Regions from separate parts of the Homo sapiens genome. Here region 1 is linked to region 2. A link is an interaction called in ENCODE POLR2A ChIA-PET data of the cell type or tissue named here. Cell type or tissue: PC-9. All regions are shown on one strand. Each heading gives the region's core, and the rest is flanking DNA. Links, peaks and the distances in the headings are about the cores only.

The links. Peaks named below come from ENCODE experiments on the same cell type or tissue, not always from the same donor. Only the 100,000 strongest peaks of a DNase experiment are listed, where the experiment ranks them.
Region 1: POLR2A ChIA-PET joins it to region 2 with 11 read pairs; 2 of 35 experiments call an interaction of 5 or more read pairs at or near these places.

Annotation. Positions count from the first base shown.
Region 1 is chr3:23,772,950-23,783,447 of GRCh38, forward strand. No RefSeq gene overlaps it. Among named protein-coding and RNA genes, the nearest start is that of UBE2E1, 28 kb to the right of the region's middle. In PC-9, for the core only: no CTCF peak of the experiment used is centred there; no DNase peak of the experiment used is centred there.
Region 2 is chr3:23,034,370-23,044,867 of GRCh38, forward strand. No RefSeq gene overlaps it. Among named protein-coding and RNA genes, the nearest start is that of UBE2E2-DT, 160 kb to the right of the region's middle. RefSeq lists an enhancer at 1,282-1,782. In PC-9, for the core only: no CTCF peak of the experiment used is centred there; a DNase peak (open chromatin) is centred at 8,202.

The sequences.
Region 1 (10,498 bases), core at 2,853-5,352, 730 kb after region 2:
ATTGCTGGAGGCTAGGTGTTTGGGGCTGCAGTGAGCTATGATTGTTCCATGATTGTTCCACTGTATTCCAGTTTGGGTGACACAGCGAGATCTTGTCTGTCTCCAGAAAAAAAGTCATCATTTTGTTTTGCTTAAGTAATGCATGTTTATCATAGAAAATGTAGACTGTAGCACATTAAAAGAAAAAAATTACTCATAAATCCCATCCAGAAACAATTATATATAAATAACTCTATATACAAAATTTTAAGGCATGTTGAGTTCCAGTTCCCTTTCATATGATAAAATATATGCAGATGGTCCCTGACTTATAATGATTCCACTTTTTTTTTTTTTTTTGAGACAGGGTCTCACTCTGTCCCCCAGGCTGGAATACAATGACATGATCATGGTTCACTGTAGCCTTGACTGCCTGGGCTCAAGCAATCCTCCAACCTCAGCATCCTGTGTAGCTGGGACTGCAGACACATATCACCATGCTTACCTATTTTTATTTTTTGTAGAGACAGGATCTCACTATGTTGCCCAGACCAGTCTCAAACTCCTGGGCTCAAGTATTCCTTCTGCCTCAGCCTCCCCAAGTGCTGAGATTATAGGTGTGAGCCACCAGGCACGGTCCACTTACTGGATTTTTTGACTTCAGGATGGTGTGAAAACAATAAGCATTCAGTAGAAACTTCAAATACCCATACAACCATTCTGTTTTTCACTTTCAATACACTATGCAATAAATTACATGGGGGCTGGGTGCGGCGGCTTATGCCTGTAATCCCAACACTTTGGGATGCCAAGGCGGGGGGATCACCTGAAGTCAGGAGTTTGAGACCAGCTTGGCCAATATGGTGAAACCCCGTCTCTACTAAAAATACAAAAATTAGCTGGGTGTGGTGGCATGTGTCTGTAATCCCAGCTACTCGAGAGGCTAAGTAAAGTAGGAGAATCGCTTGAACCCGGGAGGCGGAGGTTGCAGTGAGCCAAGATCACACCACTACACTTCAGCCTAGGAGACAGAGCAAGACTCCATCTCAAAATTAAAAAAAAAAAATTCCATGAAATATTCAACACTACTATAAAATAGGTTTTGGCCAGGCATGGTGGCTTATGCCTGTAATCCCAGCATTTTGTGCGGGCTGAAGAGGTAGGATTGCTTGAGCTGAGGAGTTCAAGACCAGGCTGGGCAACATAGGGAGACCCTATCTCTACAAAAATTAGCCAGGCATGGTAGCACACGTCTGTAGTTCTAGCTACTTCGAGAGGCTAAAGCAGAAGGATCGCTTGAGCACAGAAATTTGAGGCTGCAGTGAACTATGATTATACCACTTCACTCCAGCCTGGGTGACAGAGCAAGACTCTGTTTCTAAAAATAAATAAATAAGTAAATAATAACATAAAATAGGCTTTGTGTGAGATGATTTTGCCTAACAGTAGGCTAATGTAAGTGTTCTGAGCACATTTAAAGCAGGGTAGGCTAAGCTATGATGTTCAGTAAGTTAGGTGTATTAAACGCATTTTGACTTGCATTTTTGGCTTACATTTTTAATTTGCAATGGATTTGTCAGAATGTAACTCCATGATAAGTCAAGGAGAATCTGTATACAGTATAATACACACGTGTGTGTGCACACTCACATGACATTTAAGCCAAGTCTTTGTAAACTCTACTGTGAAGAAACTGCGAATCCCTACGGCAAATGTAAAGTCACCTCCATCCCTCCCCTGGCCAAACCTCTTTGCAGGTTATTTGAGACACAACTACTGGTGCGCTCTCTTGTTTGCAAGCAAAGACAGCTTTTTCTACTCTTTGATTTCCCAGTGTACAAATGAGGGGCTGGTCCCCCTGGGCCCTAAGCAGCACCCTCTCACAACTCAACTACTGGGCGGGTAGAAGTGTGCCAAGGCAGAAGACATATCTTGCCAGTTGCTACCCTGCATCTTTGACTTGCTGCATCTCAACTTAAAAGGTGACAGTGATATCTTCAACGTCCTCTGGACAAATGAAAACAAGCCACAAGCCTCTTTCTTTGGACCTATATGTTTGTGCTGTAGGCAAAAAGTCAGGAACTCCCAAGAAAATAAAAGAAATGGCAAAACTGCAAACAAAATCCTAGGGCAAAAACTGCTGAGTGGTTCCAGTAATAATAACCAGTATTTAACAAGTGCTGCTACAAGCTGCTCCTTATGCTGAGGACTTAGCAGGCCTTTATATATATATATATATATATCATCCTTCCTATGAGATAAAAACTATGATGACCTTACTTTTCAAAACAGTACATGAAGCTTCGAGAGTATAGCAGATGCTGCCATTGTTCTGCCCACATCCCTTTACCATTTTGGTGCACCCCAGGCCGGCTCCCAATGGCCATCCCCTGCGTCTCTGTGAGAGCTGCCTTTGCGCTTTGTCCATGAACATGACAGGCCAGAAGTGTCTGGGTCTTCACTGCCCCCTCAGGAAGCCCTTAACATGTGTCTGCCAGGTGTGGGGGTATATATATCCCAGCTCCCTCTCCACTTGGCTGGAATGATTGTAAGCTGTGTATTCTACTCTGTTTCCCAGAGTTTTCCTGAAGGTTTAAGCTTCAGCTGCCCATTGTGGTAGCTGGCTTTAAAATGCACCCTTATTAGCTTCCTTCCGTCCACCTTCCCTAATCCATTCCGTCACCTCCCTAATAATTGACTGCACTGAATCCTCATCTTAGGGTAGGAATCTGTCAGAGGTTCAACTAAAAGAAATGTTGAGCAACTTGCAATTTGGCCACACAGGCAGTAAATAGCTGAGCTAAGGTTGGAACTGTGAAAACTCTTTCCAAAGCCAATTCTCTTAACTATTTTTTTTTTTTTTTTTTTTTGAGATGGAGTCTTGCTCTGTCACGGAGGCTGGAGTGCAGTGACGCGATCTCGGCTCACTACAAGCTCCGCCTCCCGGGTTCACGCCATTCTCCAGCCTCAGCCTCCCGAGTAGCTGGGACTACAGGCGCCCGCCACCAGGCCCGGCTAATTTTTTGTATTTTTAGTAGAGACGAGGTTTCACCATGTTAGCCAGGATGGTCTCGACTTCCTGACCTCATATCCGCCAGCCTCAGCCTCTGAAAGTGCTGGGATTACAGGTGTGAGCCACAGCGCCCGGCTGCCAATTTTCATAACTTCTAAGAGGTATAACCGTCCCTGATTTGGGGGCTTCCATGGGGATCCTGAACTTTAGGCTGGCAGGGATTCAAAGAAGTCAGGGAGAAGGAAGTCGCTTTCTCAGGTACGGTTACAAAGGTTCCTCTGCTGAGCCCATAAAACTCACCACCACTTTCATGGCTACTCCAGCAAAGGAGACATTCCCCCTCAGCCCCCATGTCACACACTTGTCAGACCATACACTATCCTTCCATCTGTTAAACTAAGGTGGCTATACTGGCTTTTCAAACCTCACACTGCTGTATATAAACGCCCAGGCTCAGGCATGGGGTGGCCTGAGGCTCGTGCCTAGGCAGCTCACTCACAGCTCGGGACAGGAGCAAGGGCTGTCTTTGTTCCTGAGCAGCGTTCCTATTGCTGTGGCCTGGCAGAAGCACCTTGCCCTCCATGTGGCAGATGGGCAGAAAGTTTGGGCAGACTGTATGCCTGGCTCAAAGCCCCAGAAGGACACACAAATGTCTTTGTGGTGGACGCCAGGGCTGAACTGTGCCACAGAGAGCCTTGTGATATCTTTTAAAAAGGACGAGGCATCTTTCCTTTCAAAGGAAAACCCATGTTTCAGAACCACTAGGGAGTAAGTAGCCAGACAACATGAAATCATTATCCTTTGTCCCTCTGGGACTGAGTGTGAGGTTGCAAATTTCCCAAGGAAAGCATGTGATTTCTTTCTGTAAGGAGTGATTCATTTGAGAAAAGTCTACTTTGTTCTGCTAGTGTCAGGGAATTAGAATGAGCAGCCTGAACATATAAACCAGAGCAATGTCCCCTATGATCACACTGAAAAAAAAGAGCCCAAATCTTTAAAAACTTTGTGAAACAGGAGGGAGTAATGATGTTCAGAGTTTCCCGATGCAGACTCTTTTAAATATTTTAATGTTGCTTAACATAATGTCAACTTGATGCTTAAAAGTCAGATTTATATTCATTCTAAAGTGGCAATACATTGCTGCTGAGTTTTAACATTGTTAGCTTAGATTTGGAAAGAACCATTATTCCATTTTAAATTAAAATCTCACGTTAGCCCTCATTCTGAATCCACAGGTCCTTACTTAAAATCTGTTGTGCCAAACATGAGCCTGGTGTGAGCAGAAGGTAGCTTCATTTATTTTTCACGGTGGCTCATCTGGATTTGCAGGAAGGAACCAGGTCAGCATAGGGCAGTCAGCTGCCCTCCACCCAGAGGCCAGGATGCCACCTGGGAAGTTCTGAGGCAACACATCTTTAGGACAAACTTTAACTGAAGGGTACCTAGGCCCTCCTCTTGGGAAGAGGCCATGTCTTCATTACCTTGCCCCAAGTCCCAAGAAGTAAGACCACTTTCCTTTCCTCTCTCCCCCAGCACCATCCTCCCCAGCTCTTTTTTTTTTTTTTGCAACCTGGTTTGAACACACTATCTCCAGCTCTTGGGGTCTCCCCTCCTGTCAAGCCTGGTGCTACCTTCCCAGATTACCTTTCTTTATTGTCCTTGTAGAAAAGCCCATGAGCTCTTTCCATGTAATATTTTTACGATTTACTGCAGACAGACTGAAAGAAAGTCAACAAATATGGGAAAAAAGTTTTTTTAAAAAAATCATAAAATTGCAGAATGATTATTATAAGAATGAAAATGAGGTCATATAGAAAAAGTTTCCAACCCAAGAAAATAAAAGAATTGGTAGAGCCAGGCATGGTGGCTCATGCCTGTAATTCCAGCACTTTGGGTGGCTGAGGCGGGTGGATCGCTTGAGCTCATGAATTCAAGACTAGCCTGGGCAATATGGTGAAACCCCATCTCTACAAAAAATACAAAAAAAATTAGCCAGGTGTGTTAGTGCATGCCTGTGGTCCCAGCTACTCAGGAGGCTGAGATGGGAGGATCACTTGAGCCCAGGAGGCAGAGGTTGCAGTGAGCTGAGATCTTGCCACTGCACTCCAGCCTGGGCAATGGAGCCAGACTTTGTCTCAAAAAAAAAAAAAAAAAAAAAATGGTAGAATTGCAAAGGAAAGTCCTGGTGTGGGACATACTAAGCTGAGCTGTCTCAGTAATAATGGCCACCTCACAGTGTTCACACTCTAAGTGTCTAACTCAGCAGTGTGCAATAGAAATATAATGCCAACCACATATGTAGTAAAACTTTCTAGCAGCCACATTTTTAAAAAGTAAAAAAACACAGGTAAAATTTATTTTAATAACATGTCTTATTTAACCAGAAATGATCATTTCAACATGTAATCAATATAAAAAGTTAATAAGATAGCTTATGCTGTGGTTTGAATGTCCCCTCCAAAACTCATGTTAAAATTTAATTGCCAATGTAATGGTATCAGGAGGTGGGGATTTTAAGAGGTGATTGGGTTTCGAGGGCTCTGCCCTAGGATTAATGCAGTTAATTGTGGAAGTGGGTTAGTTATTTTGGAAGTGGGCTCCTGATAAAAGGATGAAGTTTAGCCCCCATCTCTCTCCCATGTGCTTGCTTTCCTTTCTACCATGATATGATTCAGCAAGAAGAATTTCACCAGATGCAATCCCTCAATCTTGGCCTTCTCAGCCTCCAGAACTGTGAGCCAAATAAACTTCTATTGTTTATAAATTACACAAATTACCCATTCTGTGGTATTCTATTACAGCAGCAGAAAACAGACTTGCAATTTTATTTTTATTTTTATTTTTTTAACAGAAGGTCTTGCTCTGTCACTCAGGCTGGCGTACAGTGGCACAATCATAGCTCACTGCAGCCTTGAACTCCTGGGCTCAAGCAATCCTCCCGCCTGAGCCTCCCAAGTAGTTGGGACTATACTATAGGCGCAGGCCACTATGCCCAGCTGCAATCTTTTTTACATACTAAGTCTATGAACTCTTTTTTCTTCATCTTTTTTCTTTTTATTTGTGTTTTGTTTGTCCTAGTCTACGAACACTTTTTTTTTTTTTTTTTGAGGTGGAGTTTTGCTCTGTCGTCCAGGCTGGAGTGCAGTGGCACTGTCTTGCCTCACTGCAACCTCTGTCTCCCGGGTTGAAGTGATTCTCCTGCCTTCACCTCCCGAGTAGCTGGGATTACAGGTGCCCACCACCATGCCCAGCTAATTTTTGCATTTTTAGTAGAGACGGGGTTTCACCATGTTGGCCAGGCTGGTCTCGAACTCCTTCCTGACCTCAGGCGATCCGCCTTGCCTTGACCTCCCAAAATGCTGGGATTACAGGTGTGAGCCACCACGCCTGGCCTTGTGAACTCTTATATGTATTTTACTTGTAGAGCATGTCTCGATTTGGACCAGCCACATTTCAAGTGCCCTACAGCTACATATGGATAGTAGGTGTCATACCAGACAGCACAGGCCTAACATGTCTTATTTTATTTAATCCTCCCCACAAGATGAGAACTATTACTATTGCCATTTTATAAACAGGGAAACTGAGGCTAGGAGCAGTAAGTAACTTGTCAAAAGTGATCAGTAATGAACAGTGGTTTTATTAAACAGAGTCCTATTTGAATCATGGTTTTGCCACTTCCTACTTTCTTTTTCTTTTTTTGAGACGGAGTCTTGCTCTGTCGCCCAGACTGGAGTGCAGTGATGCGATCTTGGCTCACTGCAACCTCCACCTCCCAGGTTCAAGCGATTCTCCTGCCTCATCCTCCTGAGTAACTGGGATTACAGGTGCCTGCCACCACGGCTAGCTAATTTTGTATTTTTAGTAGAGACGGGTTCACCATGTTGACCAGGCTGGTCTCGAACTCCTGACCTCAAGTGATCTGCCCTCCTCGGCTTCCCAAAGTGCTAGGATTACAGGCATGAGCCACCGTGCCCAGCCCACTTCCTACTTTCATAACCTTAAGCAGGTTGCTTCAAGTCCCTTAGCCTCAATGTCCCCCTGACTGGAGTAAATGAGATAAAACAATACCTACTGTTAGAGTGGTTGCAAGGATGAGAGATCATGTATGTGGAGGCCTATCAAGTGGCTGGCACATAAAAAAGGCTTAATAAGTGTTGGTTGTTCTAATAGAAAGGACTGGGCATCATGTCTCTGCTCAAGGTAAATGAATAACTGCTTCCTCAGTCTATGAGCCTGAAATGGGCACCTCCTCCTCTTGTCAACAATCTTTCCCCATGCCCAGCACCCTCATGCACACTCTTGGCTGCCCCAGACCCAAACTGTCCAGTCACCAGTTCCTGCCTCCCAGAACAGCCCCACATTCCTCCTCAGACCCAGTAATCTCCCCGACCCCTGTCCTTTTCTCTGAGAGACCTGCTTTCTACCGTTAAGCTAATGGAATGTGTCTATTCCAGTTATCTATTACTACATAAACATAACCCCCAAATTTAGTGACTTAAAACAACAACACTTACTTTGTTCACAAATCTGCAACTTGGGCATAAATTCAATGGCCAAATTTGAGAGGTAGTTTGTGTACCTATTCAGTGCCAGGCACTATGCAGGTTCTGTGGACATAGAAATGAAGCAGATTTAGAATCCCAGCCTCGAGGAAAATAAGAATCTGGCAGGAATCTTCTCATGGAGGTGCCGCTTTGCCCCCCATGTCAGCCATTCTGCTCCTCAGGAAGGTCACGCCTCAAGGATTCCTTGTGAATCCAGGTAGCATCAGTGACTATACTTCCACAGACTTGAGAACCCATGGTGAGGCCGGAAGACTGTAATGTAGATAAGGGTTTAGGTGGGACAGCTGTTTGGAAAATGTGCTAAAAGGGATTCCTATTAAATGATTCCATCTTATTCCTGAAGCTGGATTTTTTTTTTTTTTTTTTTTTACTTAAAAAACTTAGCTATGGTTATACTTCCTCATAATTGTACTTTTAAATATCCCCTATTCTACTTTAGGTAAAAATGGTTAATTTAAAAATTTCAACATCTTCTAGGGGCTTTTGGTTCAAGATGGCTGCCTAAACATGTGTGTATATCTCTTCCTTACTTAATCTTTGTGAAATGGCGGAAGAAATATAACAATGACACTAACCAACAGCAGTGCTGGGAGCTGGGTGGAATGCCACCAAGAGATGAGAGAACAGTGAGGAACAGAGGTGGGATGAGCAGCAAAATCTTATGAAACTGAAGGACTCAGCCTTATATAACCCAGAGAAAGTGCTCCCCACAAAAGTAAAATTTCCCAGCAGAACCAAGGAAAAACCCTAAGAAAAGAGGAGTCAGAGCCAGAGGAAGGAGTGAGCAATGGGTAGTCCAGTAGATCATTAATGAAAGGGCAGCAAAACTAGGCCCTCCCCTTCAGAGGCTAACTCTGGAATAAGCCCCTTGGGAAATGCTGTGAGGACCTAGTTATAAAAAGAAGGTTCCCCTCAGGAAACTCCCTGAGTGGTATTGGGTGTACTACTCCTTGGATAGTGCCTTAGGTAACCTTTGCTGCCAGCAGGACCTGGTAGCTCCATATCTAGGAGACACTGGAGAGGAGAGACCACTTGGTTGCATATGCTGCCTCCTGTCCCTTCACCTCTTTCTGGAGCAAAGGCTCACCTCATAAGAACATGCATTGGCTGTCAGGGGAACAAGGAGTGTACCATTCCATCTAGACCATCATCTACAAATAGAAACAGACACCCAAACATTATCAGATACTTGAGGAAAATCAATAGCATGGAAGAGAGTCATCTAAATTAATACAAGAAAGAAGAAAGCCTTAAATTATGTATCGTGAGTCTCCTCAGAGAAAGTCAAAGTTAGAAGACCCATAATAGACCTGGAGAACACATTCATAAGTTATATAAAGAAAGGACTATTATCCACAATATACAAAGAGAGCCTACAAGTCAATAAATGAAAAACAAACATCCTGATAGAAAACTGAGCAAAACTGAGTTTTCTATCAGTTTCCTGATAGATACCTGGGCAACATAGCAAGACCCCATCTCCACTAGAAACAACAACAAAAAAAGCCAGGCGTGGTGGCATATGCTTGTAGTCCTAATTACTTGGGAGGCTGAGGTGGGAGGATCCCTTGATCCCAGAAGGTTGACAGTATAGTGAGCTATAATCATGTCACTGCACTCCAGCCTGGGCAACAGAGTGAGACCCTGTCTCTCAAAAGACAAAACAAAACAAAAATAACAACAAAAACTGAGCAAAGGGTAAGAATAGGGAATTAATGGGAAAAAGAAATGCAGGCAACCTGTAAAAGGAAACACTTAGTTTTATTGGCAATTAGGGAGGTACAAATTAAATGAGATAATTTTGCTAATCAAATTGGTAAGTTTAAAAGGTTAATAAAATACAGTATTGGTGAAGATGTATGTAAGCAGGAACTCTCATATGCTCTTGATGTTATAAGGTAGCAAAGCTGTTTTGGGAAGGCAATTTGGCAATGCCTATCAAAATTTTAAATGTTCATAGTCTCTGACCTAGCAGTTCTACTTCAAGTAATCTAATTTACAGAAATAATTGCACACATGCACAAAGATACAAGTAAGAGGAAATTTATTGCCTCAGTTTTTTTCAACAGTAAAAAACAAAATGTAAACAACCCAAACGTTCAATAATTCAGGCATGATTAACTACATGTAGTAATACACGTGCAGTGTCTGCAGCAATGCAGTTGCTTTTTAAAAGTGACAGAACTATATATTCTGACATAGAAAGACCTCTAACTGTATTTAGTAGAAAACAAAAAAGTCACATGTAGTGTGATCCCACTTCTTTCATTCATTCAACAAATGTATTGACTTATGGCTATGTGGTGGACCCTGGGGTAGAGGATGGGGATTCATCAGTGAAGGTAATGTTCTAGTGGGAGTGCTAGACAACAAACAAATCAATGAATACATCACAAGACAACCACGGCTTGTGAGCAGCTCTATGAGAGAATAAAGTGGGCAAAGAAAGGGGGTGATTGGGGAAACCACTCTGGGGCAGGCTGGGAAGGCTGCTCTGAAAGGTGACATTTTTAGGAGATGTTGAAGGATTCGAATAATTCAGCTGAGTGGGGAGCTATACAGAGACCCTCTTGGGCAGAGAGAAAATAAGCACAAAGGCCTTCAAGAGGCAAAGAGCTTAGCGTCTTCAAGCAAGAGAAAGGAGCAAACACAGTGACGGCAGACATGGTGTGAGGAGGCAGAAGAGGACAGGGGACAGCCCGACAGTAGAATGTGTGGAGAAATGGCTGGTGCAACCAAGTCAAAGTTGCAAGCAGGGGAGCAGGCACTGGGGTGGGGACAAGGCACTGATAGGCTGAGTACTGAACATTCCTGACGTGGGTGTCAACATTACCAACAATGAGGACAGGCCTCAAATGTAAGGAAAACGGTAAGCCGGGAGATTAAATACTCCATGAAGCAAGTAAATGAGAAGGCAGCTGGTGGAGGGCTGTGTGAG
Region 2 (10,498 bases), core at 6,692-9,191:
TGTGTCTTTTAATTGGAGCATTTAGTCCATTTACATTTAAGGTTAATATTGTTATGTGTGAATTTGATCCTGTCATTATGATGTTAGCTGGTTATTTTGCTCGTTAGTTGATGCAGTTTCTTCCTAGCATTGATGGTCTTTACAATTTGGCATGTTTTTGCAGTGGCTGCTACTGGTTGTTTCTTTCCATATTTAGTGCTTCTTTCAGGAGCTCTTGTAAGGCAAGCCTGGTGGTGACAAAATCTCTCAGCATTTGCTTGTCTGTAAAGGATTTTATTTCTCCTTCACTTATGAAGCTTAGTTTGGCTGGATATGAAATTCTGGGTTGAAAATTCTTTTCTTTAAGAATGTTGAATATTGGCCCCCACTCTCTTCTGGCTTGGTTTCTGCAGACAGATTCACTTTTAGTCTGATGGGTTTCCTTTTGTGGGTAACCCAACCTTTCTCTCTGGCTGCCCTTAAAATTTTTTCCTTCATTTCAACCTTGGTGAATCTGACAATTATATGTCTTGGGGTTGCTCTTCTCGAGGAGTATCTTTGTGGTGTTCTCTGTATTTCCTGAATTCGAATGTTGGCCTGCCTTGCTAGGTTGGGGGAGTTCTCCTGGATAATATCCTGAAGAGTGTTTTCTAACTTGGTTCCATTCACCCCATCATTTTCAGATACATCAATCAAACGTAGATTTGGTCTTTTCCCATAGTCCCATATTTCTTGGAGGCTTTGTTCATTTCTTTTTACTCTTTTTTCTCTAACCTTGTTTTCTCGCTTCATTTCATTAATTTGATTTTCGATCACGATACCCTTTCTTCCACTTGATCAAATCGGCTATTGAAGCTTGTGCATGCCTCACAAAGTTCTCATGCCATGGTTTTCAGCTCCATCAGGTCACTGAAGGTCTTCTCTACACTGTTTATTCTAGTTAGCCATTCATCTAACCTTTTTTCAAGGTTTTTAGCTTCCTAGTGATGGGTTTGAACATGCTCCTTTAGCTTGGAGAAGTCTGTTATTACCCACCTTCTGAAGCCTACTTCTGTCAACCCGTCAAAATCATTCTCCATCCAGCTTTGTTCCATTGCTGGTGAGGAGCTGCGATCCTTTGCAGGAGAAGAGGCACTCTGGTTTTTAGAATTTTCAGCTTTTCTGCTCTGGTTTCTCTCCATCTTTGTGGTTTTATCTACCTTTGGTCTTTGATGTTGGTGACCTACAGATGGGGTTTTGGTGTAGATGTCCTTTTTGTTGATGTTGGTGCTATTCCTTTCTGTTTGTTAGTTTTCCTTCTAACAGTCAGGTCCCTCAGCTGCAGGTCTGTTGGAGTTTGCTGGAGGTCCACTCCAGACCCTGTTTGCCTGGATATCACCAGCAGAAGCTGCAGAACAGCCAATATTGCAGAAGGGCAAATATTGCTGCCTGATCCTTCCTCTGGAAGCTTCATCCCAGAAGGGCTCCTGCCTATATGAGTTGTCTGTCGGCCCCTACTGGGAGCTGTCTCCCAGTTAGGCTACACGGGGGTCAGGGACCCACTTGAGGAGGCAGTCTGTCCATTCTCATTCTCAGAGCTCAACCACTGCTCTGGGAGAACAACTGCTCTCTTCAAGCTGTCAGACAGGGACGTTTAAGTCTGCAGAAGCTGTCTGCTGCCTTTTGTTCAAATATGACCTGCCCACAGAGGTGGAGTCTATAGAGGCAGTAAGCTGTGCTGAGCTGTGGTGGGCTCCACCCAGTTCAAGCTTCCTGGCCTCTTTGTTTACCTATTCAAGCCTCAGCAATGGTGGACGCCCCTCCCCCATCCAGGCTGCCACCTCGAAGTTTGATCTCAGACTGCTGCAATAGCAGTGAGCAAGGCTCCATGGGCGTGGGACCTGCCAAGCCAGGCATAAGGGAGAATCTCCTTGTCTGCCAGTTGCTAAGACCTTGGGAAAAGTGCATTATTCAGGCAGGAGTGTCCCGTTTTTCCAGGTACAGCCTGTCCTGGCTTCCCTTGGCTAGGAAAGGGAAATCCCCCAACCCCTTGCACTTCCTGGGTGAGACGACACCCCACCCTGCTTCGGCTCATGCTCCATGGGCTGTACACACTGTCCAAACTGGTTGGACCCATCTTCTGCATCAATCACGCTGGGAGCTGCAGACTGGAGCTGTTCCTATTCGGCCATCTTGGAATGGATCCCTTCCCTCTACTATATTAATCATTAAATTTTCTTCTTCACATTTTAACACTTCCATGGAATTTTTTTTTAATTTTCATAGAGTACTCTTCCCCTTGTCTGACTTCTCTCAAGAATACTAAGGTGAAGTCTATATTTATAAGAATTATGCCCAGTATTTCTACCATACTATTTTTTTCTAAATACAGTATTTTTTTTATTTTGTGCTATATCAATGGATTAATTACGACTTAAGTCACTATCTCTAAGTCCCAGATGAGTTATTCATTAATTTCCTTAAATACCCAACGAAACTCTTTGACATCTCTCTGATCTAGACTCTCCCTTAATGACTCTGTTCTCCACTTCTTACTTACTTTCCGTTTTTCTTATGTCACTTCTATAATTAGAAAGAACACTGGGGCTACAAAATGTGGTCTTTAAACACCCAAAGGGCAAAAGCAAACATTCCATGAGAGTCAAAGAGAAACTGAAGCACCAAAAAAAGAACGATGACTTAGCCAAATTAACTCCCCCAGGAAATTATTTAAACTATTATGAAAGTGTTTTATAGTATGATAAGAGTAAAAAGCAAAAATGAAAAGACAGATATTCTGCTGCAAATTTTCTCTTGTAGTTAGGTAGATACATAAATATAGACAACTAGATGATAATTATCATATCAAGAAATGCTATTATACCCAAGCACATGGAGAAATTCCTGCCAATTTGGAATGTGAAACAAATTTAGTACAATAGAGCAATGTGCATATTGTCCTGCTGGAAAACTATTTGTTTAAACTAGGAAGTGGTAAATGACATCACATACACAAGGTTGATGGGTAAAATCACTTGCTGTGGAACCATGAAGATGGTAAATCCAGCACCACCCAAAAGGTGGATGCAAGGACTGCTCCTTGCACAGAAATCCTCCATCCACTAAGAAATGCCTTGCTTTTCATTTTTTCTCTCAAAGGAAACTTTCTCTTTTCTTTAATATCTCCATTTAGGCCAAAATATAAAATGTATCTACTTTCTTGCTTTTTTCAGCTATTCCTCGCTCATTAAGTTTCCTACTAAACATGTTATTGATTTTTAAAGTTCTAATAATTATATGAGTACTTTAGCTACTAAAATAGCCACCATTTTTTGAACTCCCACTATGTACCAGGCAATAGTAAGCATTTTCTATAAATAGCATTTTTTTATTCACAGAACAACTATATGAAGCAGAAATTATCCTGATTTTTACAGGAGAAGAAACTGAGCCTTAGGTGAAGGAACTTTGTCAAGGTCTCCCAGTTATTAAGGGGCAGAGGAAGACTTGAAACTCAGGTCTGATTTTCAACACATATATATTTTCCACATTATTCTGCCTTGTCTAGAAAAGTGATATTTTTGGCTGGGCGCAGTGGCTCACGCCTGTAATCCCAGCACTTTGGGAGGCTGAGGTGGGCAGATCACCTGAGGTCAGGAGTTTGAGGCCAGCCTGGCCAACATGGTGAAACCCTGTTTCTACTAAAAATACAAAAAAATTAGCCAGGCATGGTGGCACGCACCTGTAATCCCAGCTACTCTGGAGGCTGAGGCAGGAGAATTGCTTGAACCCAGGAAGCAGAGGTTGCAGTGAGCCAAGACTGCACCACGGCACTCCAGCTTGGGCAACAAGAGCGAAACTCCATCTTGAAGAGAAGAGAAGAGAAAAAAAAAGAAAAGAAAAGAGATATTTTGACAGCACACAAGCTAGGTACTCCTTCATTCAATGACATGAAAAAGCAGGCTTAATTCATTTTGTTGTCATTGAACCAATTCAAAACAATTACATACAATTTAAATTTGTAAGGAAAACATAAATTTATAAAATGAATGCTTTATGCCTTTGGAATGCATATGATATTGATAATGATCCATTGCTATCTGAGTTTTAAATTTTGCCATTTTTCTGCCTGAATCATTTGGAGATCAGGTAGAAGTTCAAGCCAAATTTTATTGAAAAATAGGCAAAAATTTCATCTATATTCACTAACCCCTAAAGAAGCTGAAATTTTCCCTTACCATTGATCCATTGCAGATTTTTTATCATGTTCCCTCGTACTAAATCAAAATAAATGAGGCCATGTCTAGCAGTTAAGCACTCACTGTCCAGATGTTTGCACTCAAGTGCACCCAGCTAAAAGTAGATAAGATTCATGTTCAAAATCCTTCTAGAAATACTTCCTCATTTAGTGCTAGTTTAATGTGAAAAGTGCTAAGCCATATCTTATATTGTAGAATTGCCTTCTTCTAACAATAGAGAAACATTTTATTAACCAGCCAAATTATTTTCCACCTACTGGAAAGTCTCTCGTAAAATTATTCCCCCTAGTGATAACAAGAGCTGGAGCCAATGCCAATCCTCTGAAATGATAGCCACAATAATCCACTACAAAAATGATTACATGAAGTTTGCTTTTAGGAAATAATGCAAAAGTAAAAATTACTCAAATTAAACAATTGATGATTTCCCATTACAACCATCCACAGAAATATTTATGATGAATATCTTCACTATATTTAGAGTGGTAAAATGCTCCTCTCTAATTATAATAACTAAACCATTCCATCACTGGAAGAATACTGTGGCTAATGTCAACATTATACAGTGAATCTTAGCATTACAAAACACCAGTGAGTTCTACAAACTTCTATTTGTAAAAATTGAACTATGTTAGGCACCATGAGGCATAGAAAGATAAACAAGAGATTCTACCTGCCATTCAGGTGTCTATTAGAAGGATTCTTAAAATCTGTGCACTAAAAATTTAACAAAAAATTGTTAAATATATACGAGAGGCACAAAGAAAATGCCATGAAAAACCGAAGTGTTTGTTTCAGGTGAGAAAAAATCAACAAAAACATAATGAAAGAGTTAGTGTATGTGCCTCCACTTTCAGTTTGGGTAGGCTGTCAAGAGGTGAAGAGGAGGATAGAACAATGTGGGCAGAATAGGTAAACAGGAGAGGAAGAGACAGGTTTGACTAAGGCCTCAAATTACAAAAGGGACAGACATACATAAGGAATCTGAATACAAATGTAGACATTATAAGATCACTCCGGAAACGGAAGAAGCTTGAGAGGTTCTCATTTTCCTTTGAGTCCTTTGAGCAAGAAGTATATGCTCTAACTTATCCTTAAAGAAGTCACTGCACAAAGGGCCAAGATCAATAATCTGGAGAGATGACAGACTGGCAAAAAGACTCCTGCGATTGTAAAAGTCAAAGGTGTAGAAAACCTAAAATAAGGCAATGACCAAACATAATATTATAAGCCACTTAATCTTCCCATATCTCAGTTTATCAGTTTGCTAAATACAGACAATACATATGTTACATCCTACAAATAATTGAAACATTAGCAATGAAAAGTTTATTAACTAAATTCAAAAATTCAAAACAATGCATATCAAATTTAGATTCACCACAAAAAAACTTAACACTACTTAGAAATTTAGTTTGGTATATCTATAAAGAGCTTTTAACATTCATAATTTTCTAAAACAATGCTAAACTCATTTTGAAACTGAATTAAAGGTAACTTTTAAAAAATTACATATTGGCCGGCCGCAGTGGCTCACGCCTGAAATCCCAACACACTGAGAGGCCGAGGCTGCGGGATCACCTGAGTGATCACAGGAGTTCGAGACCAACCTGGCCAACATAGGGAAACTCTGTCTCTACTAAAAATACAAAAATTAGCTGGGCGTGGTGGCACATGCCTGTAATCCTAGCTACTCAGGAGGCTGAGGCAGGAGAATCACTTGAACCTGGGAGGTGGAGATTGCAGTAAGCCGAGATCACACTGCTGCACTCCAGCAAGGGGGACAGGGCAAGTTTCTGTCTCAAAAAAAAAAAAGTTACATGTTAAGTGTGCTTAAATTCTCTCAAGCTAATATTTAGTATTCATCTTATTGCAGTAAAAGTTGTTCACATTTTAGCAAGAGCTTTGGAAAATAGCGCTATTCAAACTGATGCATTTTTTTTAGCATTGGAGTTGCTCAGCTGAAAATGTATGTATTTGGAGTTTTTATTTTTATATATAAATAATTTGTATATTTGAATTTCTATCCTCTTCAGTTCCTGTGGTATGCCACAAATGTTTGGTAAGATTTAAAGTGTTAAATCTTTAAGATACTAGATGATCTTAGAAGTGGAAATCTATTATACATTTGTGAACTAACAATTAGTCTATGTAACTACAAATTAATATGAAATTGCCGGTTCAGTTACTGGGAGTATAAATGTTAGAAAAAATACTGAAATGCTTTGCAAAGTGGCTTATGAGTTTAAACCTGCTAGTGATTTTTCAAAAGGTGAATAGGAATAATTCTTTCTCTCACTTCATCTTGTTATAACAAGAATAAAAATTCCACAACAGTAATGACCATTTATTTTTAATCATAAAGAAGAATTGTACAAGATATGTGTAAAGAAATTTTGCTGAGACATTAAAAGACTTAAGTAAATGTACATTGACCATATTTCTGGATTGGAAGACTCAAAATTGAAAAAATATTAATTCTCTGCAAAATAATATGTGAATATTAATAGAATACCAAATAAAATTGTAAGAAAATTTGGGAGGAGAGACAACTCAAAAAAAATAATTCCCAGTTTGATTAGAAGAATAAAAAACATGAAAATTGAATACCCAGAAATTTTCTGAAAAAGAAGAATGATAACAGAAACTTATTCTGCCAGGTTTTTAAATACATTTTAAAGTAATAGGCTGAATGTGGTGGATCATGCCTGTAATCCCAGCACTTTGGGAGGCCAAGGTGGGTGGATCACTTGAGCCCAGGAGTTTGAGACCAGCCTGGGCAACATGGCGAGACCCCATCTCTGCAAAACATGCAAAAAAATTAGCCAGGTCTGGTGGCACACACCTGTGGTGCCAGCTACTTGGGAGGCTGAGATGGGAGGATTGCTTGAGGCTGGGAGGCTGATGCTGCAGTGAGCTGAGATGCCGCTACTGCACTCCAGCCTGGGTGACAGAGCAAGACCCTGTCTCAGTAAGTAAGTAAGTAAGTTACAAAAATGAAAAGGGCTTGACAAGGGAGCCAGAAAATAAAAGAAACACAACAGAATAAATAAGTGGTTAATGGTCATAGGGAGGGACTTTGAGTCAGTGGACAAATGGTAGGTATTCAGTAAATGTTGCCAGGAAACTGGAGAAAAATCTGTGGTCAAATAGAAAAAGAAAATTTTATCCCTAATTCATACTTTCTTTCAGAATAAAATTCAAATGAATTAAAAATATAAATATTAAAATGTAATTAGAAGCATACAGAAGGGAAATTACCCATAATCAAGGCATGGAAAACTGTCCAAAGATGATATAACCTGAAAAAGGCCAATAAATCTGACTGCAGAAAACTATTTAACACTGAACTGCAACAATGCCAAAAACAAGATTAAATTTTAAAAGGGGGCCAGAGAAATTATAATACATGAGGCAAAGTGTTACCATAAAAATGAGATGTTTTTCACAACTATTACTCAAGGTCCTGGCAAAAAACAGATGGCACACTCAAGCAGGGTGACTGGAGGAGTTTAATAAGAGTACATTTTACAAAAGTGTGGACAAGGCTAAGGGAAAATCAGCCAAAGGTGATGAAGCACCCCAGGGCTAGCAACAGCCCAGCAGAGATCCATTTCCCACCCTAGGTCAGAATGGAAAAGGATGGGAGAAGTTGCTGGAATCTAGAATGAGTAGAGACCACCAGATAGAAGCTATAGCCTTTGGTAGAAGGATACAGCCCACCCACCAACAACCTGGCAGAAAGGAGGCAAAGGAATAATTGCTTTGACCTCACTCTGCTTCCATGTGTGCTTGTCCCACCAATGGCTCCATTGGCTGACCCGTAAGGAAGCCAGAGGTCACAGAGCCCACAAATGCTCCAAAGGGCAGGGTGGGGAAGGGTGGGGAGTACATTTGGAGGTGGAAATGGAAAACTCGTCATTGGAAAATATTAAAAGAATGATTTATCAGTGCCAGAGAGGGTGTGGCGAACTGGGGATTCATGGGAGTACATGTTTGTGGTTGCAGAAATATTTCCACCCTTCGGGAGGTTAAGTTGACAACATGAAATGTCAATATCCTGCAACCTACAAATTCTACTTCAAAGGATCTATCATTCAAAAATAGTCAATGAACTAGTATGTGTGTGTATACATACCTGTGTATATGTATATGTCTGTATATATACACATGTATATTCATCACAGCATTGTTTATTACAATGAAACTTTTGTAATAACCTAAATGTCTATCAGTAGGAAGTTGGTTAAATATATTATTGTATTTATAAACTGGACGACTGTGCTGACATTAAAATTGATTATTTAGGCTTATGTATCTTAATAAGGAAAGATGATCATAATAAGTCATTAAATGACAAAATTAACACATAGGGGCAAAAAAGAAATCTAAAGGGATATGTACCTAGTGGAAGTGGCAAAACTGTGGGTTGTTTCGGTTTATTACTTGTATTCCTGGTTATGTGTGTGTTTTTCAATTTTTTCAAACAATAAACATGAATTACTGCTTAGTGGTTGATGGTGTGTTTTAGAAAAAAAGACGAAAATTTTTTAATGTGAAAGTAACTCTAACAGTAGATATTTTGGGCTTTTTTCAATTTGGTTTCTTTCTTGTTTCAAAAGAAAAATGTGTGCCCTTTATTAACCAAGAAAACTAGATAGAGCTCTGTACCAGGGTAAATGAGGGCCTCTGTAATAAAAAGCCTGGGTAATGGAGAGCTATAAATATTTATAAGAGAATTGTATTTGGTAAGGAAAGATGTTTCTAATGATTTTTTTAAAGTACATTATAGAGTTGCTTCAGCCACAAAAATGACAGGCTCACCACTCATCAAACTCATCTTTTTTTTTCAACTTCTAAAATACACTGTCAACCTCACAGCATGAAGCCCATTATAAATTGCAGTCCTAGTTTTACATTAATATCAAAATAAGACTAACAAAATTTAAGTGTCAAGCTCTATACTGCACATAGTATTATTTATGTTTTATAGAGAAACTGAGGTTTTTTAAAATCCCTCAATATCAATTAGATTAACTGGTTGTTCTTAGCTATTAGTAGAAGGCAATTTATTCACAGAGATAATCAGAAAATTAGTCTATGAAATAAAAGTATGTCCCATTCTGTGAGCTGCATTAAAAAACACAATGTCTGCCTTCAAGTTAAAAATGACAAGTGACCAAATACATTTCTCTCTTCTTCCTCCTAGGACCCTACTAATAATAGTGAAGATATATAAATATATATATACAGACTCAGGCATTGGGCAACCAAACACTCATATATATATATATATGAACTAAACTGATGGGTCAGAAGGGATCCCCCCGCACAGCACAGCTGCACTACCAAAACAGCCAGACTGCCTCTTTAAGCAGGCCCCTGATCCATTCCTCCTCACTGGATGGGACCTCCCAACCAAGGTCTCCAGCCACCCTTGCCCATGTTTTCTGGCCAGGGATTTGATTTCTCCCTGGGACAGAGTCCCAAGAGGGAGGGGTGGGCCACCATCTTTGCTGTTTTCACAACTTAGATGTTCCAGTCTGTGGCCTTGGAAGATCCCAAGCCAGCCAGGGGTGGAAGTGGTGCCCCAGCACACTTGCTCTACCAAAGAGTGGCTAGACTGCTTATTTAAGTGAGTCCCCAATCCCATTCCTCCTGACTGGGTAAGACCTCCAAATTGGGGTCTCCATCTGCCTCCTACAGGTGTGTTCAGGCCAGCAACATGTCTGTACCCCCGCTGGGACAGAGCCCCCAGAGGAAGGAGTAGGCTGCCATCTTTGCTGTTTCACAGCCATCACTGGTGATACCTCCAGGTACTGGAAAAACTGAGGTAACTAGAGCAGATCCCCAGCAAACCACAGCAGCCCCGTGGAAAAGCGGCCATACTTCTAAAAGGGAAAAAAAAAATCCTCATCCAACAACCTCAAGATTGAAGGTAGATAAGCCCACAAAGATGAGAAAGAATCAGCACAGGAACACTAAAAACTCAAAGAGCCAGAGTGCCCACTTTCCTCCAAATGACCACATCATCTCTCCAGCAAGGGTTTGGAACTGGGCTGAGGCTGAGATAGCTGAAATAACAGAAGTAGAATTCAGAATGTGGATGAAAATAAACTTCAGTGAGCTAAAGGAGCACATTGTAACCCAATGCAAGCCAAAAACCATGATAAAGCATTGCAGGGGCTGACAGATAAAATAGCCAGTATAAAGAAGAACATAACCAACCTGATAGAACTGAAAAACACACTACAAGAATTTCATAATGCAATTACAAGTAT